Linked DNA regions of Homo sapiens: region 2 is linked to region 1. Evidence: read pairs that join two places in POLR2A ChIA-PET (ENCODE). Cell type or tissue: CD4-positive, alpha-beta T cell. All regions are shown on one strand. Links, peaks and the distances in the headings refer to the core of each region. The heading gives the core; the rest is flanking DNA. Region 1 has its middle 31 kb from the start of RAP1B. Region 2 holds the start of LINC02384 (long intergenic non-protein coding RNA 2384).

The links. ChIA-PET counts read pairs that join two places held together with the same protein. Peaks named below come from ENCODE experiments on the same cell type or tissue, not always from the same donor. Only the 100,000 strongest peaks of a DNase experiment are listed, where the experiment ranks them.
Region 2: POLR2A ChIA-PET joins it to region 1 with 5 read pairs; 6 of 35 experiments call an interaction of 5 or more read pairs at or near these places.

What each region holds. Positions count from the first base shown.
Region 1 is chr12:68,571,663-68,587,898 of GRCh38, reverse strand. No RefSeq gene overlaps it. Among named protein-coding and RNA genes, the nearest start is that of RAP1B, 31 kb to the left of the region's middle. RefSeq lists an enhancer at 1-41. In CD4-positive, alpha-beta T cell, for the core only: no CTCF peak of the experiment used is centred there; no DNase peak of the experiment used is centred there.
Region 2 is chr12:68,448,671-68,458,893 of GRCh38, reverse strand. It overlaps LINC02384 (long intergenic non-protein coding RNA 2384), which reads left to right and starts at 7,410. Exons shown (of 4, transcript NR_120458.1): 1 at 7,410-7,527. RefSeq lists enhancers at 7,022-7,161, 7,222-7,551. In CD4-positive, alpha-beta T cell, for the core only: no CTCF peak of the experiment used is centred there; a DNase peak (open chromatin) is centred at 2,743; H3K27ac peaks cover 635 bases.

The DNA of each region.
Region 1 (16,236 bases), core at 7,201-11,200:
TCATGGTGCCAGAGGGCAAAGTGGGAGCAGGCATCTTACATGGCAGGTGCAGGACCAAGAGCGAGAGAGGGGAGGTGCCACACACTTTTAAACAGCCAGATCTCACGAGAACTCTATCATGAGAACAGCACCAAAGGGATGGTGCTAACCATTCAAGAAGGACCATCTCAGTGATCCAATCACCTCCCACCAGGCTCCATCTCCAACACTGGGGATTAAAATTTGACATGAAATGTGGGCAGGGACACAGATCCAAACTATAGCACATGGTGACTGTGGTAGCTCTGACAGTGGAGGCAGGGAGCTCCCCTGTGCTGGTAATGTGGTTTTAATACACTGACAGTGGTTACTTAGTCAAGCTCTAGAGAACAGTCTTGGAAGCAGCTTCCTCTTTAACGACAAGGACAAAATTCTCAGCAGTGGCCACAAGAACATTGGCAATAGTAGCTGTTCTGCCATTTTCAGTGGTCTCTCCAGCACCACTGCAAACTAAATAGAAAACAAATGCAAATTTTATGTCTTTTTATGAAAATGTAGCTCCTGGTCTTGCTTGGAAACACATCAGTTCTGTAAAATAGAGCACTTTTTTATACCCTAATTTTCTCAAGAAATGATGTCATTTGTTTCTCAAATATTTAATATTTCTGTAACTACATGGTAAATCAAGATTGCTTTTCAATTCTTTGTGGTTTTTTTTTTGTTTGTTTGTTTTTTTTTTTTTTTTTTTTTTTTTTTTTTGAGACGGAGTCTCACTGTTTCCCAGGCTGGAGTGCAGTGGTGTGATCTCGGCTCACTGCAAGCTCCGCCTTCTGGTTCACGCCATTCTCCTGCCTCATCCTCCCGAGTAGCTGGGACTACAGGCGCCCCCCACCACGCCCAGCTAATTTTTTGTATTTTTTAGTAGAGACGGGGTTTCACCGTGTTAGCCAGGATGGTCTCAATCTCCTGACCTTGTGATCCACCCGCCTCCGCCTCCCAAAGTGCTGGGATTACAGGCATGAGCCACTGCACCCAGCTGCTTTTCAATTCTTCTGGTATTTTCAGCTTGGTGGTATGTAGTAGCTAGGTGATGACATTAGATAACATTGTTTTTAGAAAGGGAAATTTAAAATAATGTGTCTAGTTGGGACTCTACAGAGAAAAGAAGACAGTAAGTAATTAGCCAATTTATAACTAGGAACAAAAGATATAGCTCCAACCTTTACTTTTGAACAAAACAATGAAATAATATAAAAATAGAACAGTACTTTTTAGGTAATATAAGTGAGTTGAAACCTCGGCCAGGCATGGTGGCTCACTCCTGTAATCCCAGCACTTTGGGAGGCCGAGGTGGGTGGATCACCTGAGGTCAGGAGTTCGAGACCAGCCTGACCAACATGATGCAACCCCATCTCTACTGAAAATAAAAAAAAATTAGCTTGGCGTGGTGGTGCATGCCTGTAATCCCAGCTACTCAGGAGGCTGAGGCAGGAGAATCGTTTGAACCCGGGAGGCAGAGGTTGCAGTGAGCCAAGACCTCACCATTGCACTCTAGCCTGGGCAATAAGAGCAAAAGACTCCATCTCAAAAAACAGCAACAATGAAAAACCCTCATAAGAACATTGTATACGCTGTATAGCGTTTTTGGCCTTAACTATCTCTGCACATGGTAGAGTTTAAAGCTTCTTAAATTACACAATTTGCAGAATGCCACATAGTCTGACTTCCTTTACTGCATCGGTCATAGGGGACTGCTATGGTAGATCCTTTTCTTCTGCCTGTCTGGGAGATTCCTACCATTGCAAGCACTTCCTATGAGGTCAGAAATGACAAATGTATAGCAGACATGTCTATGCCCAGAGGACCACCACTCATCCATTCCAGCACTCTTTTTTTTTTCTTTTGAGACAGAGTTTCGCTCTTGTCATCCATGCTGGAGTACAGTGGCGTGACCTCTGCTCACTGCAACCTCCGCCTCCCAGGTTTAAGCAATTCTCCTGCCTCAGCCTCCCAAGTAGCTGGGATTACAGGCACCTGCCACCATGCCAGCTAATTTTTGTATTTTTAGTAAGGATGGGATTTCACCATGTTGGCCAGGCTGGTCTGGAACTCCTGACGTCAGGTGATCCAGCCGCCTCAGCCACCCAAAGTGCTGGGATTACAGGCATGGGCCACGGCTCCTGGCCCCAGCAATCTTTACCACTGAGCCCATGCATGGCCTCAGAATCCTTATCAGCTCACCATTCTAGGGCCCACTACCAATCGGTTGGAATTAACAGGAGATGAACTGTATTTGGTATTTTTGGATTAGGGAATTAAAACAGGGGCATTAGCTCTAAAGCCTATAGGGAAGTGAGGCTGTAATCCCAGCACTTAGGGAGGCTAAGGTGGGAGGATTGCTAGAGCCTGGGAGTTCAAAACCAGCCTGGGCAAGAGAGAGAACCCATTTCTACAAAAAATAAAAATTTAGCCAGGCATGTTGATGTGTCCTTGTAGTCCCAGCCAGTTGGAAGGCTGAGGCCATAGGATCACTTGAGCCCAAGAGGTTGAGGCTGCAGTGAGCTGTGATTGTGCCACTGCACTCCAGCCTGGGTGGCAAAGAAAGACCCTGTCTCAAATGAATAAATAAATAAAGTGAAATGAATGTATGTTACCTAGCAAAGAAGAAATTGACTTGCCAAGAATAAGACCTTTTTTGTTTTAATTTTTAATATCAGCTTAATATCTGGGCCTGAAGAATCAGGAGAGAGAGTTTGAGCATGAGGAAGCTAAGAATGGTAATGACCAGGTCTGCAGTTTGAGGAGCAGGACCAGGGAGGCAGCACAGAGAAGAGTAGATGAGAGAAAAAGCCAAATTTGGCTTGTTTTGCAATTCCCTGGGATCATGTTACTCCAGCTTGGTCTCTTTCCTAGTGCGGGCTACTAACAGTGACTCACCTGCCAGTTCCTGCATTACCTGGACTTTTTGGAAGTCTTCCACCAAATACTGGTTAGAGCAGCCCAGCCCCATCCACCTTGTGACAACTGACATCATGCTCGAAGCAAATCTGAGTAAATAGTAAATCCCTGTGCTGATCATTTCTAGTGAAAACGGAAAAAAAGCTTTTCTTTTCTTTCTTTTTTTTTTTTTTTGAGACGGAGGCTCGCTCTTTTGCCCAGGCTGGAGTGCAGTGGAGCGATCTTGGCTCACTGCAAGCTCCGCCTCCCGGGTTCACGCCATTCTCCTGCCTCAGCCTCCCGAGTAGGTGGGACTACAGGCGCCCGCACGGAGCCTGGCTAATTTTTTGTATTTTTTGTATTTTTTTTTTTTTTTTTTTTTTTAGTAGAGACGGGGTTTCACCGTGTTAGCCAGGATGGTCGCGATCTCCTGACCTCGTGATCCCCCCGCCTCGGCCTCCCAAAGTGCTGGGATTACAGGTGTGAGCCACCGCTCCTGGCAAGGAAATAAAGCTCTTAGTGACCTCGGAGACTATGAGATTTGTGGCTTTACAATGAATGGCCTGAGGTCACATGTGTAGCCAGCCAAATCTAGGAACTTCCACTTAAGGTTATCTGATAAAGTCACTTAATGGTGGGGATAATTTTATTGGCCCATTTAATGAAATGACAAAGACCATAATACAGCATTGCAAATTGCCACTTTCTCCTTTACTACCTGTGTGACCTTGGACAAGTCTTGCTATTTTTCTATTTCCTTATCTGTAAGGTAGTGTAATTCCTTTTTTTTTTTAAAAAAAGAAAAATGACAGCAAAATTTATTGAATGTATACTGTGCGGAAGACATTGAAGGTTGGTCCTGGGGAGTAATCAAGGATGGAATAAGGATAGACAGCACCTTGGAGGACCTTATCACACAGAATAGAGACAAGGAGAACAATAAGAACAACACAAAAGGGCTGGGCGTGGTGGCTCACGTCTGTAATCTCAGCACTTTGGGAGGCTGAGGTAGGTGGGTCACCCACCTCACCCACCTTTTTGTTTATGTTAATGGAAAAATAAAAGGCTTCCATATACTTTACTCTCTTGTGCATTATTTATGGAAGAAAAAAACACAGTGAGCAGGTAAATAGTTTGAAATTGATATATATAAGGATGTAGTATATGCTTTAGTATTGTTAACAGCTCAACCACAACACATTACCAATGGGAAAGGCAAAACTTGCTCCTATATAAGCCAGAAGCTTTGGAGCTAGTTATGGTACAAAACCCAAGTTTGCCATCTTCAAATCACACTCTGTTCATTAGAACAAAGATGCCAATGTGCAACCTTAACGTTCTGTTACTTTCGAAAACATTTACTCTTCTTTTGACTCTGAGCTGAAAGAAGCACAGAAGAGTTTTATAGCAACAAGCTAAAAATAAACTAATCTTCTGTAGTCCTCCCCCTTTTAGCAGTAGGAGTCTAACCCAATTAACAAAGTGATTTAAATGAAAATAAAATTGTGATCAGTTTTGGTTACTTTCTCCTCCTCCCTGCTGTTGAATCCCACTGTAATTAGCATTTTAATTTTTTAGTATCTAACTTTAGTCAAGAAGATGAAATTGAGAATGTATCCTGTGTAATTTTTGAGAATTTTTATTTTGTTCTCTACTAATACACTCTCCAGTCTGATGAACTTCCATATTTCCACAATTTTATACATACTTTTTCTCTAGAACATGAGGAATAACTCCAAGAGAAAGGACCAATTAGCAAGGAATTCACTATCTACATCTCTTCTTTTTAAAAAATTATTATTTGTGTTTTTTTTGTTTGAGATGAGTCTCCGTCACCCAGGCTGGAGTGCAGTGGTGTGGTCTCGGCTCACTGCAACCTCTGCCTCCCGGGTTCAAATGATTCACCCACCTTATCCTCCCAAGTAGCTGGGACTACAGGTGTGTGCCACCACACCCAGCTAACTTTTGTATTTTTAGTACAGATGGGATTTTGCCATGTTGTCTAGGCTGGTCTCAAACTCCTGACCTCAAGTGATCTGCCTGCCTCAGCCTCCCAAAGTGCTGGGATTATAGGCATGAGCCATCGTGCCTGGCCTGCATCTTTTCTTATTTGCCTCAAACATAGAGCAAATTACCATACTTGAAATATATATGTTTAGCCTCAATTCGTCTTGGATATACTGATGACAAAGTCAAATAGAAATGGAAAGAAATTATGTGGCTGATATTTTATTTGCATTGTTTTCCTAAATTAATTATTTTATTTTTGAGACAGGTCCTGCTCTGTCACTTGGGCTGGAGTGCAGTGGTGTGATCATGGCTCACGGCAGTCTCAACCTCCCAGGCTCAAGCAATCTTCCCACCTCAGCCTCCTGAGAAGCTGAGACTATAGGCTTGTGCTATCAGCTAAGAGTATAGGTGTGTACATCCAGCTAATCTTTTAATTAAAACATTTTTTTAAATTTTATTTTATTTTTTTGATACAACACTTGAACAAACTTGACCAGCTAATTTTTGATTTTTTTTTTTTTTTGTAGAGATAGAGGTCTTCCTATGTTGCCCAGGCTGGTCACAAACTCCTGGGCTCAAGGGATCCTCCTACCTAGGCCTCCTAAAGTGCTGGGATTACAGGCCTGAGCCACTGTGACTGGCCTAATTAAGAATCTTAAATGCACAATGTAGCCTAATTGTGGTTGTATCATCATTTATATTGAATTAAAAGAATAATTTTTCCTGAAGCACATAGAAACTTAAATAGCAGGGCTGAGCCAAAGCCGAGAACCAGTGATTTCTGACTAGAAGGAGCACCCTTTGCCCTACTACTTGCGCCATCACATATTAATAACATTGCTTGTCCAGTGTTCCGCATCCACAAGCCTGCAGACTTCCTCCCCAATTCCTACTGAAGCAATGCGTTTTATTTCCATAAGACAACTTACTTTCCCTTCTCATTTGCAGGAATAGATTGGTTTGTTCTTTCATCCTCAGAGCTACAGAATATTGACATGAATTTTAATATATATAATAAATAGATGAACACTGTGTTCTTGTCTCAGTAAGGTGTTTCATTTCTTTTTATCTTTAAAGTATTTAATAGACATCTCTAAGACAGATATTCTCCTTATTGTCTTGGATATATATGGCTAGATCCTTTTGCCTTAGCTTGAAGCTTTTTTCCTTCTTCCTCTCCTTTTCAAGTCCTTCTCTTCTCTACCTCTCTACCCTCTCTCTCCCTCCTCACTTCCTTTCCTTTTCCTCCCTTCCCTTTCCTATCTTTCTTTTTTTCCCCCTTTGTGGGATTAATATCACTTGACATAAATCAAGTAACAAAAAAATTAGAAATCTTGGACGGATGCGATGGCTCACGCCTGTAATCCCAGCACTTTGGGAGGCCAAGCTGGGTGGATCACTTGAGGTCAGGGGTTTGAGACCCGCTTGGCCCACATGGCGAACCCTGTCTCCACTAAAAATACAAAAAATTAGCCAAGTGTGGTGGCACATGTCTGTAATACCAGCTACTTGGGAGGCTGAGGCAGGAGAATCACTTGAATGTGGGAGGTGGAGTCTGCAGTGAGCTGAGATCGAGCACCGCACTCCAGCCTGGGTAACAGAGCGAGACTCTGTCTCAATAAAAAGAAAAAAATTAGAAATCTAATAAGGGTCTCAGATGCCTAAATATTTTCCCCTAAAAATGTGACTAACCCTGATGGCTTTCAAGCTCAAGAATTCATTTCAAACTAAATTATTTAATTATTTGGTATAAAAGACAAAGGCAACAGCAAGAGTTTATTTACCAAATGTCAGAAGAACAAATCAGTGGGTGAGATGCTCTCTCTGTCTGTCTCTCTCATATACACACACACTCACACACACACTCATAGCCCACTTGATAAATTGTTGGCAATTTTGTGGTGAATACTCTAGGGCATGCTATTTAAAACAGACCTTATTTAAAGCTTTTTTACTTGAAGTGGGTCATTCTATACTTTCTAACATTCGGATACAATATTCCCTACAAAATGTATATAACTTTTAAGGTTGGAAATCAAGTTCACCTCAGTAAACAATGTGTTAACCAGTTTCTTATTGCAAATCTCTTAAAACATTTATAAAAGTGAAGGAAATAAATTTTTATTGAAGTTTGCTTCTGTGTCAGATGCCATTCTTTGAGTTTAGGTCCTGAAGATAGACTGCCTAGGTGGAAATCTGGGCCCTGCCACTCTCTACCCGCATGACCTGGGCAAGTGACTTAATTATGCTGTGTCTTAGTTTTGTCATCTGTTTGTAAAAAATGGGACCAATAACTCAGTTTATATGTAGAATATATGACTCAGCTTATATAAACTAAGACTCAGTTTATATGTAGTTGTGAGGATTTATTAGATAATACAATAAAATATTTGGCACACTACCTGATTTCTTTTTTTGTTGTTGTTTTTTGAGACAGAGTTTTGCTCTTTTTTTTTTTTTTGAGACAGAGTCTCGCTCTGTCACCCAGGCTGGAGTGCAGTGGTGAGATATCTCGGCTCACTGCAAGCTCTGCCTCCCGGGTTCATGCCATTCTGCCTCAGCCTCCTGAGTAGCTGGGACTACAGGTGCCTGCCATTGCGCCCGGCTAATTTTTTTTTTGTACTTTTAGTAGAGACGGGGTTTCACCGTGTTAGCCAGGATAGTCTCGATCTCCTGACCTTGTGATCCACCCGCCTCGGCCTCCCAAAGTGCTGGGATTACAGGCGTGAGCCAACGCGCCTGGCCGAGTTTCGCTCTTGTTGCCCCGGCTGGAGTGCAATTGCACTATCTTGGCTCACCGCAACCTCTGCCTCCTGGGTTCAAGTGATTCTCCTGCCTCAGCCTCCCGAGTAGCTGGGATTACAGGCATGCGCCACCACACCCGGCTAATTTTGTATTTTTAGTAGAGATGGGGTTTCTCCATGTTGGTCAGGCTGGTCTCGAACTCCTGACCTCAGGTGATCCGCCTGCCTCAGCCTCCCAAAGTGCTGGGATTACAGGCGTGAGCCACCACGTCCGGCCTACACTGCCTGGTTCTTAATGAATAAATGTCAGCTCTGATTGTTGTAGATATCTTTTTTTTTTTTGAGACAGAGTCTCACTCTGCTGCCCAGGCTGGAGTGCCGTGGCGAAATCTCGGCTCACTGCAACCTCCGTCTCCCAGGTTCAAGCAATCCTCCCACCTCAGCCTCCCTAGTAGCTGGGACTACAGGCTTGTACCACCACACCCAGCTAATTTTTGTATTTTTAATAGAGACAGAGTTTCACCACGTTGGCCAGACTGATCTCAAACTCCTGACCTCAAATGATCCGCCTACCTTGGCCTCCCAAAGTGCTGGGATTATAGGCATGAGCCACCACACCCGGCCCCTGTTGTTGATATCGTTGCTTACCTTCAGGACTTATTATTTTTCTCTTTAAGGAAGGCACTATTGCATCTATTTACCTGCTGAGTAAATTTAACCAGAAAAGTTCAGTAACTAACCGCCAAGCCACAGAGCTCTTCACCAGCAGAAAAGCCCTAGTATTTGAACTTTCTTTTTCTTTTTTGTTTTTCGTTTTTAGAGATAGGATTTTACTGCGTTGCTCAAGCTGTCTCCAACTCCTGAGCTCAAGCAATCCTCCTGCCTCAGCCTCCCAGGTAGCTGGGACCACAGAGATGCACCATTTGTCTAGCTCTTAAGCCCATGTACCACACTATACTGAGTTCTCTGTCTGCATACAGATTATAAGTCATTATAGGATATTTTAACATACAGGACAAATCAAAAAATTTGAATTTATTGGGTATTCCAACAACCAATTAATTCTAGTAACAGAAATATTTGTAGCCACTCTAAATTTTTATTTTATGAGAAAGAAGCAGATAATTAAAAATCAAATTGTAAGGAAATTTAGCTAAAGAAGAAGGAAGAGAAGCAGGAGAAACAGAAGGAGGGGAGGGAGGATGAAAAATACACACACACCGTAAGGTGTATTTCAAATGTGGGGCAGGTTGACATCACTCTTAACTCAATTACGTCATTCAGAATTGCTTTAGGGGCATCGCAACGTAGTTTGAAGTACACAGACTTTGGAATCGAGTAGAGTGCAGCTATCTGGATTCCAGCATCGCTGAGTTAGGGAGCTCTAAGCCACAGTTTTCTTATGGACAATTGTATCTACTTCATAGGTTTGTTAAGAAGAGTAAATGGGACTGTTTTTGAAATGCCGGGAATGATGCTTAGGACGGATATGGTGCTGAGTGAACAAAGCATAATCAGCTTTTATAGTAGTTTTTTTGAAGTTGTATAAGGTTAAAATGGGCCTTAATAACGTTAAAGAATGCTCAATAATAGTGTAATTATAACACTGTGGAATTTTAGAGATGCATGGCCTTCTAACTCAATCACTTCATCTTATATCTGAAGAAACTGAGACTCAAAAAGACTAAGTGAATTGCCCCAAATCACACAGCTAATTATAATCAGGTTGGGACTAGAACCTGGCCTCTTAATTAATGCTTCTCTTAATTTTAAAAAAGTTATGAGTGAACGATCATGCCACTTGAGCAATAAATTATGAAATATGAATGTCAGTGAACAGAATTTAGAGTTCTAATCAAATAACACATAATAAAGTTAGACATACATTTAATGATAGCTGTAATTATTATTGTACTGCATGATAACAAGGCATAAATGATAAGTAGTTCATATTAACAAGTGTCATTGTAATTATTTTGTGCAACCAAACCAAGAAAAGGAAAAATAAAATTAAGAAGAGCAGGAAACTACTCTGAGGGCCTCTTCAAAGGCTCTGGCATCTGTTACCCAGGGGGCCTAGGTAGCTGTGTTTTTCTGGCAAAAGATAAAGGGCTTAGAAGTGGTTTTGCTATTTTTTGTTGTTATTATTTTTTTTTTTTAGAGACAGACACTGTTAACTGAAAAGCAGACACTTAAGAAAAGCACTCATTCGTTTACTTAGAGACAGGGTCCCACTTTGGTGCCCAGGCTAGAGTGCAGTAGTGTGATCATTGCTCACTGCAGCTTCCAATTCCTGGCCTCAAGGGATCCTCTCATGCTTTGGCCACCCAAAGCACTGGGATTACAGATGTGAGCCACCACAGGTGGCCTGAGAAGTGGTTTTGGAGGGAGGAGGGACAAGGGGTTATTAACACTCACCTCCTCCCCTACTAATGGAGGAATCAGCCGGTATTCTCCTCTTTCTCCATCAACTTCTTGCTTGGATCTGGAAATGTAAACTACCAGAATCCAATCCTTAACAGTCAATGCCAGAGGTAACTCCCCGAACATGTTGATAGAATAACTTTGCTTTTCGCGTATTTGACATGATCATTATATTCTTTTTATAAAGATTAGAGAATTTTTAATTGATACATATTAGATGCACATATTTTCGGGATACACGTGATAATTTGATACATTCCTATAATCATATCAGGGTAATTGGGATATCCATCACCTTAAATATATCTCTTTTCTTTATGCTAGGAACATTCTAATTATTCTCTTCTAGCTAGCTGAAATGTACAATTGATTAATGTTAACTATAGTCACCCTGTTGATTATCATTGTGTTCTTATTCCCAATACTTTGTGGTCATTGCATTGATACCGAAGTCCTCAAAGAACACCTGGGTCATCATGCAGCATCCCCTACCCCAGCCAAGTGGGGACACTTGGCTGCATAATACCCTCTGTGGTCTTTAGAGAGTATCCCAGTTTTCCAATTCCTCCTTCTTTTGCTGCCAACAGGAGAGGGTGAGAACTCCCTTTTTCTACACTCGCAGGGAGACCAGATCAAAGATGTGATTGAGGGAAAGGTTCTTGGCTCAAAGATATTCTTCCCACATGCATGACTGTACATAGCCATGGAATTGTTGGTTTGGGGTCCATTTCTAAGATCGTCATATACCCAGAGAAAGGGTGGGTCTCAGCCCTCACCTTCTTTAAGACATGGCAGGAAAGGAGTTCCTCAGAGCAACAGCATCTTGAGGAGGAACTCCGTATTTTGGCATGCATTTCATGATAACATCATACTATACTAATGCCATTATTGATATCTAAACCAATACCAATGCCAATACTTACAGCAATACTGTGTGTGTGTGTGTGTGTGTGTGTGTGTGTGTGTGTGTGTGTATTCTTTTTTGTTGGAGATGGGATCTCACTCTGTCTCCCAGGCAGAGTGCAGTGGCGTAATCATAGCTCACTGCAGCCTTGAACTCCTGGGCTCAAGTGATCCTCCTGCCTCAGCCTTCCTAATAGCTAGGACTATAGGCATGCACCATCACACTCAGTTAATTGTTTTATTTTTCTGTAGAGATGAGGTCTTGCTATGTTGTCCAGGTTAGTCTCAAGCTCCTGGACTCAAGCAGTCCTCCTCACTTGGCCTCCCAAAGTGCAGCAGTACTATATTAATGCTAATACCAACATAAATTCTAATATCATTAAATGCTAATACTAATACTTCTACTGTTTCTGATACTAATTACCATTTATTGAGTATTAAGTATATGCCAGACAGTATGCCAAGAACTTTATAGGTAACATTACATTTAATTCTCACAAGAATCATTTGATGATAAATTATAAAGTGCTTAATGTATATCAATAAGTGTTCTAGGTGCTTTACAGTTATTTACTTAATTCTCAGTACAACCATAAGAGACAGGTATAATTGTTATTCCCATGGATGAGGAAATTGAAGATCAGAGTGGCTAAGTAACTTGCCCATGCTCACACAGTTAAACATGTGGCAGAGCAAAGATTTAAAATAGGTTTCTCTGACTCTAAATCTGGTATTATGTGGTGTATTTGTGTGTTCAAAATTTCAGCCGGGCATAGTGGCTCATGCCTGTAATCCCAGCACTTTGGGAGGCTGAGACAGGAGGGTCTCTTGAGCCCAGGAGTTTGAGACCAGCTGGGCAACATAGCCAGACCCATCTCTATTAAAAGTAAAAAATTAGCTGGGTGTGATGGTGCACACCTGTACTCCTAGCTTCTCGGGAGGCTGAGGTAGGAGAATAGCTTGAGCCCAGGAGTTCAAGTTTACAGTGAACTATGACTGTGCCACTGCACTCCAGCCTGGGTGACAGAGCAAGATCCTGTCTCTTAAAAAAAAAAAAAAATTGGCTGGGAGCAGTGGCTCACACCTGTAATCCCAGCACTTTGGGAGGCCAAGGTGGGTGGATCACTTGAGGCCAGGAGTTCAAGACCAGCCTGGTAAACATGCTGAAACCCCATTTCTACTAAAAATACAAAAATTAGCTGGATGTGGTGGCGGCCACCTGTAATCTTAGCTGCTTCGGAGGCTGAAACAGGAGAATCACTTAAACCTGGAAAGCAGAGGTTGCAGTGAGCTGAGATTGCGCCATTGCACTCCAGCCTGGGCAACAGAGACTCCATCTCAAAAAAAAAAAAAAAAAAACAAATTGCCAAGATGCATTTATAAACTGTCATACAGTATCTGCATTTGCTAATAAAATTTATGATAATAAACTGTCTCAATGGAATGTGTCTTTTTGTAAAAAGATAATTTTACCCTCAAATTTTGCTTCACTTATAAGTATCTTTTGAATTCAGAAAGACTTTCTTTTGATTTTTCTTAATTTCACTAAACTGATTTGAAGTTAAGCTTCAGAAATGACTCCAGGACTGGGTTATAGTCCATTGTCATGAATAACTCTGAGGTTGTCTTTTAAAATCTCCTGTGGCTTTGAAAATAATTCAAAACGTATTATTTGTGATAAGTACTTCATCATATTTTATTTGTGTATGTCTCTTTAATAGTAAATAAAGACACCAGAACTATTTCCTTAAATTGTTCTTGTCAAGCACCACTTTATTGTAGAAATGTCTTTTGCTAAATTGGATTTTGGGGAGAGCTTTGAGCTTAATGTTTATAGAGAACTTTCAAAGGAATTTGATTTTTATTATTTTTCTTAGTTTCATATTTGATTTTATCGTTGAGAGGGATGTCCCAAATAAGGCCTTCGAGACTGATGTCTTTTATCTGCAGATTGGCCAAAACATACTATGTACACAGTAAATGCATAGCTATTTTCCTGGGTCTCAGTTCTTTACAAAGAAGATGCTCAAGGGGCCCACTGATAGTTCATTTTTCCTTTAATCCATGCATTGACCAGTAACTGCAGTCTAACGTCCTTTGTCATTTGCAGTGGAGTTAACATTTTACAACACAGGCCTTTCTGGATGACAATGACTAGAATCAGTTATCTATATATTATAGCTTTCACCAGGTTCCTGAACTGTGAAAGGTGCTAAAATTGAGGACCCATCTTGCCAGTATCTAACTATACCGCAAACCAGAACTCTTACATGGTCTCTGATGGAATGCAGGAGTCATGCAGACTCTTTCATGATTTAAAGCAGTGTTCTAACCTGGGATCCATAGATTCCCAACGCATCTGTGCTTGGACTTGAGGGGCCCATGAATCTGATGGAAAAAAAATCTCATATTTATTTTCATAATCTCTATCTGAAATTTAGTATTTTTTTCCATTGTGAATGTAGGACACAAACCACGACAGAATTAACTTTAGCTGTGATTCAGTCTCTAATAGAAATCACATGTATTTTCCTTTTACATTAGAGTGGTTACTGATATCTCAAAATATTATTTATCCTCCTCTCTAAGATTGTGGTAATTATTAGATGTACTGTGACATCTTGAAATGTGGTATCTTAATAAAGAGACATATTAACAAAATTAAATTCAAATATTTTGATAACTGTATTTCAATATAATCGGTTTGCTATCTTCTGTCTTATAGATTTAAAAACATTTTCAGAAAGGGGTCCACCAGACAGCCAAAGCGGTACATGGAACAAAATAGGTTAAGAACCCCTAAAGAGGCCAGGTGTGGTGGCTCACGCCTGTAATCCTAGCACTTTGGGAGGCTGAGGCGGGTGTATTGCCTGAGCTCAGGAGTTCAAGACCAGCCTGGGCAACACAGTGAAACCCCGTCTCTACTAAAATACAAAAATTTAGCCAGGTGTGGCGGCATGTGCCTGTAATCCCAGCTACTCGGGAGGCTGAGGCAGGAGAATTGCTTGAACCGGGGAGGTGGAGGTTGCAGTAAGCTGAGTTCATGCCACTGCACTTCAGCCTGGGCAACAGAGTGAGACTCTGTCTCCAAAAAAAAAGAACCCCTAAAAAGTTGGCATAAAGGTGTGTGGAGCAAGGGAACTCTGGTCAAATGCAGTCTCCAAGTCAAACTCTGATCCAGGGAATCCTATGAAAGAAAGAGAGAGCCTCATCTGCCCTTCCAGCTTTCAGCAAGGATGACTATTCCTCAATCTAACAGAGCTTAATGTTTATGGGGAATTTTTAGAGAAATTGAAAACAGATTCCTGAATCAGAAATCTTGGAATGTAAAGAAAACTAGCCAACCCATAGCCAGAAGTGTGAGCAGGTCCCAGGGGCCAATGGCCAATGGTGCTTCTATCCATAGTATATCAGGCATGAGCCCAGGTAGACTGGAGTGTTTCCATGGACCATGCCACGTAACTACTCATATGATTTCTGCACAAGGTTACTATGTTGCTCATTACTATGTTGCTCACTCTGTACTCAGTTTTAGGGGGATACTTAGTAATATTTAATATGTAAAACACTGACACAACTTTAGTCTTTATTCTGAAATATGTATACAGAAGAATCTAGCTTCTACTCTTCAAAATTTAATGTGGATCTAATAGTATATCCAGAGGTTGACTGTGTCTTGGGACTGCTATTATCTTGAGCTAATCACTGCATTCTCTGATTACTCATTGGTGAAAGCATTTATTTTAAAATGCATAACCTTAAAATAGAAATAATTTAGGAAAATTATGTGTATCAGTTAGGATTAAGATCTGCTGCATGTAATTGGAAACTCTAAATCACAGTAGCTTAACAAGATGTATATTTATTTTCTCTTATGCAAAAATAAAAAGCCTGATGTAAGACGTCCAAGAGTATTATGATATCTCTGTAAAGTCACCGACCCAGTTTCCTTCTTTCTGCTATCCATCCTTAACTGGTGACATTTGTCTTTAAGTTGCCTCATGAGTCAGTATGGCTGATTGAGCTCTTGCCATCACATCTGCATTCCAAGCAGCAGGAAGGAGAAACCCCAGAAGGATAAAAGCATTCTTTTTGCAGCTGAGTTGGCCTCTTTTTAGCAGCCTTCTTAGTAGGTCCCATTTGATACTTCTGCTTGTATTTCCTTGAGCAGAACTTAGTCACAAGGTGCTACCTAGTTTAAGGGAGAATGGGAATGTAATCAAATAATTATGTGTAAACTGTTGCCTCTGAAAAAACAAAAAACTGGGGTTCTATTTCTAAAGAAGAAAAGGAAGTGGTTATTGGGCAGCAAGTTATGGCCCCTGTGACAGTATATACAGGGAAAGTTTAATTAAGCATACACATGCTTCACAGAAGTACTCAAAAAATAGCACTGGACTAGCAGACAGTTGCCTTACGTCCTAGTCCCACCTCTACCTTTTATCTACCACACTTTGAGCAAACTATTTAGCTTCTTTGAAGTTTAGTTCTTTCATTTTTAATGTGGATGTGATAATTCTTTTCCTTTCAGCTTTTCCATTGTTGTGAACTATAATTGAAGCAATGCATATGAAAGCACTTTTAAAAGTATAAAAGCATTGCATAAATGCAAGGTATTTTGTTTCTTCAGGTACATGGGAGCTGTGATCAGAGAAGGGTCTTTTCAGTTGATCTCTCAGTAAACTAGTTACTCATAAAACCCCAAGCCGAGAAGCAATCCCCATCTCTATATTAACTTAGCAACCTCTGATAATGTATTTTCTAAATTTAGATGGAGATTAAACTGTTGTGTCACCAGATCATTAAATGACGCCAGCTACATGTACTGTAACTGTGATATGGGTAAAGAAAGAAATTTTAAATTCTGTCTGATGGCTAATGTTTTCATGGGAATCTTGGTTATCACTGAGAGGACAGCATCAACTCTAGCTAGCAGAAGCAGAAAGGGATGCCTTGCAAGATTTAATACGGCTTGCAGAATCACTGGGGACAGGGAGCAGAAGAAAGAGCCCCTAGGCTGAGCTTCCATAGATAACTCTCAAAGCCCCCACAGAATTGTGCTGTGGCTCCTGCCATGATCAAGAAGCCGTCTGTTAAATCAGGAGTCTTGCTCAGGGTCTTGACTCCAGAGTTCACAGTGCTGCAGTCTCAAACAGAACCAGCCTGATCCACACCAGCAAAATGGTGCCTCTTGCTCTTTCTTACCCCACTTAAATCCATTCCAAACCCCGTCCCACAT
Region 2 (10,223 bases), core at 397-4,396, 120 kb after region 1:
TGATCACTTCATGGAAAATGGGGTATCTGTCTCCTCAAGTATTTATCCTTTGCATTACAAACGATCCAATTATACTCTTTTAGTTATTTTAAAGTGTACAATTAAATTATTATTATATACTATAGTCACCCTATTGTGCTGTCACATAGTAGGTCTTATTCATTCTTTTTTTGTACCCATTAAGCACCCCCACCTTCCCTCCCACCCCCCAACTACCCTTCCCAGCCTCTGGTGACCGTTCTTCTACTTTCTATCTCTAGGAGTTCAATTGTTTTTATTTTAGATCCCACACGTGAGAACGTGTGATGTTTGTCTTTCTGTGCCTGCCTTATTTCACTTATCATAATCATCTCCAGTTCCATCCATGTTGTTGCAAATGACAGGATTTCATTCTTTTTTTACAGCTGAATAGTATTCCACTGCGTATAAGTACCACATTTTCTTTATCCATTCATGTGTTGACGGACACTTAGGTTGGTTCCAAGTCTTGGCTATTGTGAATAGTGCTGCAATAAACATGGGAGTGCAGGTATCTCTTTGTTATACTGACTTCCTTTCTTTTTGGGAATATGCCCAGTAGTGGGATTGCTGGATTATATAATAGCTTTAGTTTTAGTTTTGAGGAACCTCCAAATCTCCATGGTATTTGTACTAATTTACATTCCCACAAACAGTGTATGAGGGTTCCCTTTTCTCCACATTCTTGCCAGCATTTGTTACTGCCTGTTGTTTGGATAAAAACCATTTTAACTGGAGTGAAATGATATCTCATTGTAGTTTTTTGTTGTTGTTGTTGAGACAGAGTCTCACTCTGTCACCCAGGCTGGAGTGCAGTGATGCAATCTCGGCTCACTGCAACCTCGGCCTCCCAGGTTCAAGTGATTCTCCTGCCTCAGCCTCCCAAGTAGCTGGGATTACAGGCATGCACCACCACGCTGGGCTAATTTTTGTATTTTTAGTGGAGACAGGGTTTCACCATGTTGGCCAGGCTGGTTTCAAATTCCTGACCTCAAGTGATCTGCCCACCTCAGCCTCCCAAAGTGCTGGGATTATGGGTGTGAGCCACCACGCCTGACCTCATTGTAGTTTTGATTTGCATTTCTCTGAAGATCAATTATTTTGAGTACTTTTCTTATACCTGTTTGTCATTTGTATGTCTTCTTTTGAGAAATGTCTATTCAAACCTTTTGCCCATTTTAAAATCAGAGTGTTAGGTATTTTCCCATAGAGTTGTTTAACTCCTTACGTATTCTGGTTATTAATCCCTTGTCAGACGGGTAGTTTGCAGATATTTTCTCCCATTCTCTGTGTTGTCTCTTCACTTTGTTGATTGTTTCCTTTGCTGTGCAGAAGCTTTTTAACTCGATGTGATCCCATTTGTCCATTTTCACTTTGGTCGCCTATGCTTGTGAGGTATTACTCAAGAAATTGTTGCCCAGATTAATGTCCTGGAGAGTTTCCCAGATGTTTTCTTGTAGTAGTTTCATAGCTTGAGGTCTCAGATTTAAGTCTCTAATCCATTTTGATTTGATTTTTGTATATGGTGACATAGGGGTCTGGGTTTCATTCTTCTGCATATGGATATCCAGTTTCCCAGCACCATTTATTGAAGAAACTGTTTTTTCTATAAATGGGTTTTTTTAAAAAATGAAGAATATTAAAGAAAGATGCATTGTTTCAGCTAAAGGCAGGCTTACCACCGTAATTGTACCCTGAACACTGTTTCAGGAAGGACCTCAAAGGTATCCATGTGCTCAACAAGGGGTACGGCATATGCTTCTCTAGTCCTAGCAGGGTCAGCCTGCTGCCATGCTTGGAGGTGAGGACCAGATGTGGTGCTGAAAGGAGAAGACTGGGGGTGGGGGAAGGGTGGTGGTATCATTCATTCAGTATGTATGTACACGTGTGTTTATTATTTATCCAGTTTTTAAATAGTGTGAGAATACACATCATTTAATATATATTTATTGATCAACTCATATGTGCCAGGCCTGTGTTTGTGCTGGCAACAGAACAGTAATGAAGGCGGAAGAGACAGAAAGGGAGGCAGCTTGACAAGGAAACACCTGGCTCCCCCAACCCTTCATAAGTTCACACATTTATAGGTTGGTGGGGGAAAAACTTATCTAAACTGAAAATTAGACAAACTATTTATTACACACAGTACACTAACAAAATACGTAAATACAACAACAAAAGGTAAAGTGGATTATGAGTAAAAGAATAACTGTAGGAAGTAATCTAACCTAGGGGGTCAGAGGAGGTAGCCAGTAGGTATAGTCTTGCTTAGTGTAAAACAAACAAAACTCCCACAAAAGCAAAAGCATGGCTTTGGTTTGATAAACAGCATAATTCAGATATCAAATATTCCTAGTTAAGTGTGTGGTTCTAGGCCTTTAAAAGACTGAATCATGCGGCAGGTGGTGGTTATTTTCACCATGAAGTTGGTAGAACAAATCAAAGTTGACAGGATATCAAAAATCCTGATTGGCTGCAGTTACTGAGTGACTGCTGGGAGAAACGTGGTTTTAAGAAAGGCTGAGATTGGTATGTAGGCAAAGAGCTGGGAGAGAACTCCAGGTCTAGGAGATAGTTTGGAAGGAGTAAAAAGCAAACAAGAGGTAAACAGAATGATGTGATGGGTGGAAAAGCACAGGAGCCCGTGGGGAAGACTGGGCTTTAAGGGCACAGACAATGAAACCAGCTAGAAGGCAGGAAGTGCACCCTGGGGTGGCCCTCCGGTACAGGAACCTGACCTGGACAGGAAGTGAAGGGTATCATCTGAGGAGCAGGAAGGGGAGATGTGAGGGAAATAAGTGTCCATTGCATAAACCTTGCTAGAGCTTTTATCCTGTTACAGGGTTGTAGGCAGCTTGGAGCTTCTCTAACAAAATAATCTGGCCTGCTGGGAGGTATTTGTGAGGGACAAGAAGGGAGACAAGAAAGGTTAGAGTGTGGGCAATTACCATGGGGCTCTGTCTTGTCTTGGCTCCCTTTTGGATGACATAAGATCTTTGTCTTGGATCCAAACAGGATGAAAATAAGTCTCATTTCCTCCCCTCTCCCAACCCCCTTCCTCCCATGATGAAATGAACTATATGGGACTCTTGGTTGACATAAATCTTTGTGCTTTAATAAAAACTAAAGGTTCAGGAGTGGGAAGTGGTTAAGAAGTTGTTTGCTGGGGATTATATCAATAATTCATCCTGTTTAGACTGAAGAATGACAATGATAAAGAAGTTAAAACAAAAAACCAACAAACAAACCCACTAGGGTAAATGGGGCAGGGGAAACTGAGAAGTGAAAATGAAGACAGAATTGAACATATGTGAATATAAACTTTTTTTTTTAACCAGCTGTAAACAAAGTGGTATGAGGAAAGATGGGAAGAGATATAAAAATAAACAGCATTAAGTTAAAGGGGGTAATTATAGGAGCCAAAATGAGAGGTGAGTGTCGCAAAGGATCCAGCTAACTTTAGAGACTTGAGAAGTTTCTTCAAACATTTCCTTTCAGGACACTGTGGGGCTTTCAATCTTTCAGGATTTAACAAGACCCTAAATGTATATGCCTTAAATTCACACAAACACACACTTTTTTTGTTTGTTTGTTTTTTCCTGTTGGGGGAGAAGAGAGAGTAGGAGATGTATTCTTTGTTGTCATTTGGAAAACAGTTTCCGGTACATTTTATTTGCTTTTAAAAGCCCTGGAGAATAGTCAGCAAATAGAAATTGGTTTGCAGAAATAACATGGCTTCCTGGAACTTAGGGGGAAGGAAATGGGTGGTTTCTTTAATTACTATAGTATTTGTTTAGTATAGTGTGTCTTACAACTAAAGATAGAATTCCGGCTAATGTCCAGGAGGGAAGGTGAATTTGGATATTAATGAATTCGGAAGCTTCATACAGTTGTGTTGAATTTACCAGGTTAAGTAAGACAATAATGCTCTTTGTTTTCCCTATCCTGGCCAGATTAGAGTGGACTGAAGTTTGTTTTCAGATATCTAATCAGTTTAAATTCAAGTGCATTATTATTTACATATGAAGAGCTAATGACTTTAATGTAAGCAAGTAAGCTTATTTACAACAAAGAAGTGACTGGGTGACAAGAGGAGTGTCGATATTGCCTTAATTAGTTGATTTGCCAATTATTCTTTTCTGCTGGGTGTGATAGTACTTTTCCTAATGAGCAGCAGAAACAAGAATGCTCCAGCAAAAGCGATTGTAACACAGTAGTAGCAATAGCTTCTTGGCCATTTTAGGTCCATTAGTGCTGAAGTTGTCGACTTTATACAATTTTTCAGACTTCATAAGATTGAAGAACCAAGTATATTCCTGTAGGTTTATCCTATTTATTTATCAGCTATGTGACTTAGCTCAAGTCTGAGAAGCTTAAAAGGCATTTACTGAAAGTGAAAATAAATTAGATGGCAGGTTTGAACTTAAAGAAGAATTAAAAATATGTCCCACAGCAGTGCCATGCATTTATTTCTTCAGGCTTCTTAAAGACATTGATTGGTAATAGATGCATCCGCGCTCATTGGTGTGGGAAGCCCTGGGGGAATGGCTAGAAGACTCCTTCATTTTCTTTTGTGTAGGTTTGCATTTCTTCTGTATTTGAAAGTCGTGATACTGAAGAAATTCAAAAATCCCCAGGAGATTCCATGTCCACATAACAAATGTAAACTTATCTTTACTTTAATGTGTTCACTTCTCATAACTCCTTGACTGGAACCCTTCACTTCATCCAGTCTGAGAGTCTGTAAGTTTCTGCCGCAGGCATGCACATTCCTGACACCACGCTTTTGCTTGGCTGTGCCTCCTGCCCAGAATGCTGTCTATTCTCTTACGCACATCCTCTCTGTATCCCATTTTTGTCCTATTTCTTCCTGATTCAGAGAGGGTGGTGATTGGTGGATATGGCTAACATTTATTAAGTATATCTCATGCTTTACATACTGTGGTGGCAATTTATGTGCATTGTTTAATGATACCCCCGTTTTACAGGTAGGGAAAGAGAGGCTTACAGAATGTCACTGGGCTCACACTAGTAAGTGGCACAAAGCCAGAATATAAATCTAGGTCTTTCTGGTCATTTCTGGACTTAATCTTATAGTGTCTTGAATTGTTTCTTAGCTATTGCATCTACTAAGGCCTTATTTCTCTAACCAGATTGTCAGTGGCTAGAGGCAAGGAGCTTACTTATCTTTTAGTCTGCATAGAGCAGGCCCTCAATAGTGATAGCCTTCTATTGAAGTGAAAAATAACATGTAAAACGTTAAAGGATTTTTATTATTTGGTTAAACACTGGAAGAAAGAAACAAATCACAGGAAACTAATTTCTCAAAATTACTGCATGAACACAAGACACTGTGGTTCTTAGTGTGATCAGCACCACTCACATGGGTGTCTGGAAATGTGGGGGCAGTCCTTAGGTTGTCAGGATTCTGAAGGTATCATGCAGTTATAGTGTGTGGTAGACAGGGACGTCAAACACCTTGCAGAAAGTAGGACCGTTCTGCACCCTGCAGGGGCCCAATAAGGGAAGCAGCACCTGGAAAACATGGACCCAGATGCCAGATTGAGTTCCAACTTGCCTCCACCTTTTACTAACTGAGTAAATCTTTCTCATGTTAACTATGTGCCCTCTCCACTCCTGGCACATGGTTAGTGCCCAAAAGCATCAGCTCATAATTACTATCCTCTAGAAAAGTGTCCCCCATGGCAAGACATGATCTTTGCGGAGTGAGAGAACTTACTAGACTAACAGTAACAGTGTAAAAATCAAGGTGTAATGAACATACAGAGTGGAATAATAGATATTGGAAACTCCAAAAGATAAGAGGGTGGGGTGGGAGTGGGGATGAGGGATGAGAAATTACCTGTTGGGTGCAATGTACAGTATTTGGGTGATGGGTACACAAAGAGCCCAGACTTCACCACTACACAATATATCCATGTAACAAAACTGTACTTGTATTCCCTAAGTCTAAAAAAAGAAACCAAAACTAAAAAAAAAAAAAAAAAAAAGAGAATCAAGGTGTGTCCCAAAACAGTGCTTCTCAAACCTTAATGTGCTTACACATCTCCTAGAAATCTTGTTAAAATGCAGATTCTGATTCGAGGGGGGGCTAGGATGGGACCAGAGTGTCTGCATTTCTGATAAGCTCATGATCCCAGAGCTGCTGTTGGGTACCAAAGTTCTAAAGTACCTTGAGGGAGAAGCCAACTTAATAAGTGAAATAATGAAGCATTTATTACATATCTACTATATAACTTAAATGACAAAAATAGAGTAATGGAGGTTGGATATAAGGAGTATAGAATTTGATTTCTTCACAGAAGGAGCTTCCATCTGCTTTGCCACTTTTATCTGAGAGACAAAGAGAGAGAGCACACAGATTTTCCATAGATAACTATATTTTTCAAGGGAAAAAGGCAGAGAGGTATTTCTTATGTGTGTTTCCTCACACAAAAAGGCCATTTTGGGTCCCCAAATAATTTTAGAGGAGGTATTATAACTAAATAAAGGAAAAACTTGGCAGCCATTCTTGGATGCAGGGTGTAAGCCTTGCATATCTCAGAACTAGTACGAATGGTGTGCATTTGGGTGTTTCTCTGTGTGTGCAGTTTTACATGTCTGTGTATGAGCTGGAAAGTGTATTGGGCCATTGCCAGGGAATTGATTTCTTAAACATCACTAGAGAAGAGGGATATTTTCCCTGATAAAGATTAAAGCGTTAAGTTAAGGGGCAGGAATTCCTAAGGCAGCCTTGACTAGGAACTTTGCATATTACAGGCAGTCGATGTTATTTGAACGTATTCATTGAGAGAAGAGACTACTCATTATCCACTTAAAATACTTCCTGGCTGCAGCATGGTGTTGTACGGAAGCCAAAGCAATTGGCTTTGCATTTGGCCAGCTGATTTAGCAAGAAATTTCGCAAATGATGCAGTCCTTACAGATGGTGCTGTTGGGTTTTTTAGAATGTTTTAAAACACTGATGGATTTGACCATGAACTGAATTTCCAGTCTCTTAGATTCACCTCCAGCCACCCCTTGACGATCTCCAAGGCAACTGGAGACAAGGAGCAGACCTTTTCTGCAAACTTATGATGAATGATTTCCTTTAAAAACTACTCGCATAATAAAAATGTTTTGGTGTAAACTTGGCCAAGGGGAACTCTTGAAACTTTCAGTTTCTTTGCCTAACTCTGAGTTGCTTGAGTCACATTTTTGCATGGTTCTTGATTGACTTTCTGGTGCTCTGCCTGGAGGTCTTTGCTTATCTGTGAGTTGCCTGAGTCACATTTTTACATGGTTCTGGTGCTCTGCCTGCAGGTCAAGAAGGAGCCAGTATCTCCAGGAGGAGTGAGAGAGTGCTCTGCCAGTGTGAAGTGTGAATCCTTGAGAGGCTGTGGCAAGGGTCCATGCCTGAATGTGTAGAACAAGAACAGCTGGAGGCTGTGGCTTTCTCCAGGAAGAGGTTTCTAAATCTGCCTCTTAGAAGATATCAGAAAGTTAAAGGTACTGTACCATCTTCACAGGCCGAATTCTTACTCAGATCTTTACAACAGGGACTGGTCCTGATCTTTGCTGTTGATTGCTTTCTTGTTTTCTTGGTTTCTATTTGAATCGTCACCTTTTATTCGTCTTCCTTGGTGCCTTTTGGTTGTGCTTATTTCGGCTTTATGTAAGCAGCATCTCTGGATGCATAAATGAGGCAGATAAAATTCCCCAGGGTGACTGATCTGCCCTTCATCTATTTTGAGCACTGCAGAGAAGTTACCATGGCCCACAGCATAACTCAATCACTGTAAGCCAGTGAGCACATTCTGAGTTTTTTTTTTTTTAAATAACCTTTCCTGGAGGCATTTGGCATAAGCTAAGCTTAAAGGCACATGATTCAATCATTGATTATTCAAGACATGTCATACTTAGGCTTTTCTAATAACCATATTGTCACTGTCAACTAGATATTGAGCTCTGGTTTCTAATTTTGCACTGGAAGCTGTACAAAGTCTATTGTGTTCTGTGTGTGTGTGTGTGTGGCTCTGGCAATGCAGAAATGGCAACAAGGAAGTATCTAGCACCCATGAAAAGACTGAAGAACACCAATTTGCTTTCTCTCAGTCAAGCCATCTTTCTTAAGACAACCCTTGTCCTGTAGCTTGAACTGTTTAATCCTTGTATATCTTCCATCCCTTCCACCCTTAGGGAACCTCCATAAGGTGAGGACAATGTGTCTTTTTTACCACCTGCTATTGTCTAAATGTTAGTGTCCCCCTCAAATTCATATGTTGGAACTAATACCCAATGTGATAGTATGAAGAGGTGAGTCCTTTTGGGAAGTGATTAAGTCATGGATCAGTGCCTGTGTTAGTCAGGGTTCTCTAGAGGGACAGAACTAATAGGATATATATATATAAAACAAACTCATATATATATATATATATATATATATATATATATATGAGTTTGTTAAGGATATGTAATAGGATATATATATATATATAAAAAACACATTCATATATATATATAAAACACATTCATATATATATATATAAAACACATTCATATATATATATATATATATATATATATATATATATATATGAGTTTGTTAAGTAGTATTAACTTATACGATCATGAGGTCCCATACCAGGCTGTCTGCAAGCTGAGGAACGAGGAAGCCAGTCCAAGTGCCAAAGCTGAAGAACTTGGAATTCAATGTTCAAAGGCAGGAAACATCCAGCAGTGGAGAAAGATTTAGGCTGGGAGGCTAGGTCAGTCTAGCCTTTTCACATTTTTCTGCCTGCTTTATATTCTGGCCACACTGGCAGCTGATTAGATGGTGCCCACCCAGATTAAGGGTGGGTCTACCTTTCCCAGCCCACTGACTCAAATGTTAATCTCCTTTGGCAACACCCTCACAGACACACCCAGGATTAATCCTTTGCATCCTTCAATCCAATCAAATTGACACTCAGTATTAACCATCACAGTGCCCTCTTAAAAGAGGTGCCTTGCCCTTACTGCCATTTGGTAATATAACAAGAAGGCACCAGTTTTGAAGCATAGAGCAAGTCCAGACACCAAGTCTGCTGTTACCTTGATCCTAGACTTTCCACTCTCCAGAACTGTAAGCAATACATTTCTGTTATTTATAAATTACCCATTTAAGGTATTTTGTTATAGTAGCCTGAACAGACTAAGATATCACCATACCTCTGTAGTTTAGCACAGGGCTTAAGCTTAAGGCAGCATTTATTCATTGGTTCATTGATTTATCAGTTCATTTAACAAGCGTTTATTGGTAAACACCAACATTCCAGCTTGTCTTGGAATGAAGTTTCCCCATCTTTGATAGGAATACATGCTTATCACTTCCATGTTTGCTCTGAGAGCTCCCCTATACCTCCTCTACTTCTTGGAAGCATGCTCCTCTAAGGTTGTTAGCTCTGCCCTCCTATCCAGATTTGTTCTTTTCCTTTGCATCTGCAGAATCAGCACTATTTCTATAACAAAGTGGTTCCCCTTACTTCTGAATATCACTGGTTTCTTTTATTAATTTCTTTCATTCAAGGTTAAAGAGGTAGTTATATGATGTGACCTGTGATGGTTTCGTGGTGTGTCTGCTTTGGCTTGGATAAATCACATCCCCCAGAGCTCCTTTTCTAGTATGTTTCTGACTAGGGTGGTCTACAAGGGAGAGTCTCTTGCAAAAATTGGAAGATGGAAGTGAGGCAGCAGCTATTTTGTAGCACGCACGTACCTTCTCCTAATTATTGAAACACTAATCTAGGTGCTGCTGTGAAGGGATTTTGCAGCTGTAAAGTCCCTAATCAGTTGACTTTAAATTAGTCAAAAGAGATATTATTCTATGTGACTTAATCAGTTAAAAGCTTTTTAAAAGAGAGTCTAGACCAGGGGTGTCTAAGGGAGAGAGTACAGTCATGGGTTCTTAGTTTCTGTTTCTCATTGGGCCAGAAAAGCCCCTTCCTCATCCCTCTTTTCTGCTTATTACTAGAGACGGAAACTAAAAACTATGGCTTCAGGTTGCTAAAAGCCTAAAACAAAAACAAACAGAACAACAACTACAAAATAAAGTGGTTTGGATAAGCTTGATCTATACTCTCCCTGAGGTCGGAGATTCCAAGTAGTAGAGCAGAAGGAAAGTTGTAGAACTTTTCTACGTTTTGGGACAAAAACACTCATGTTGT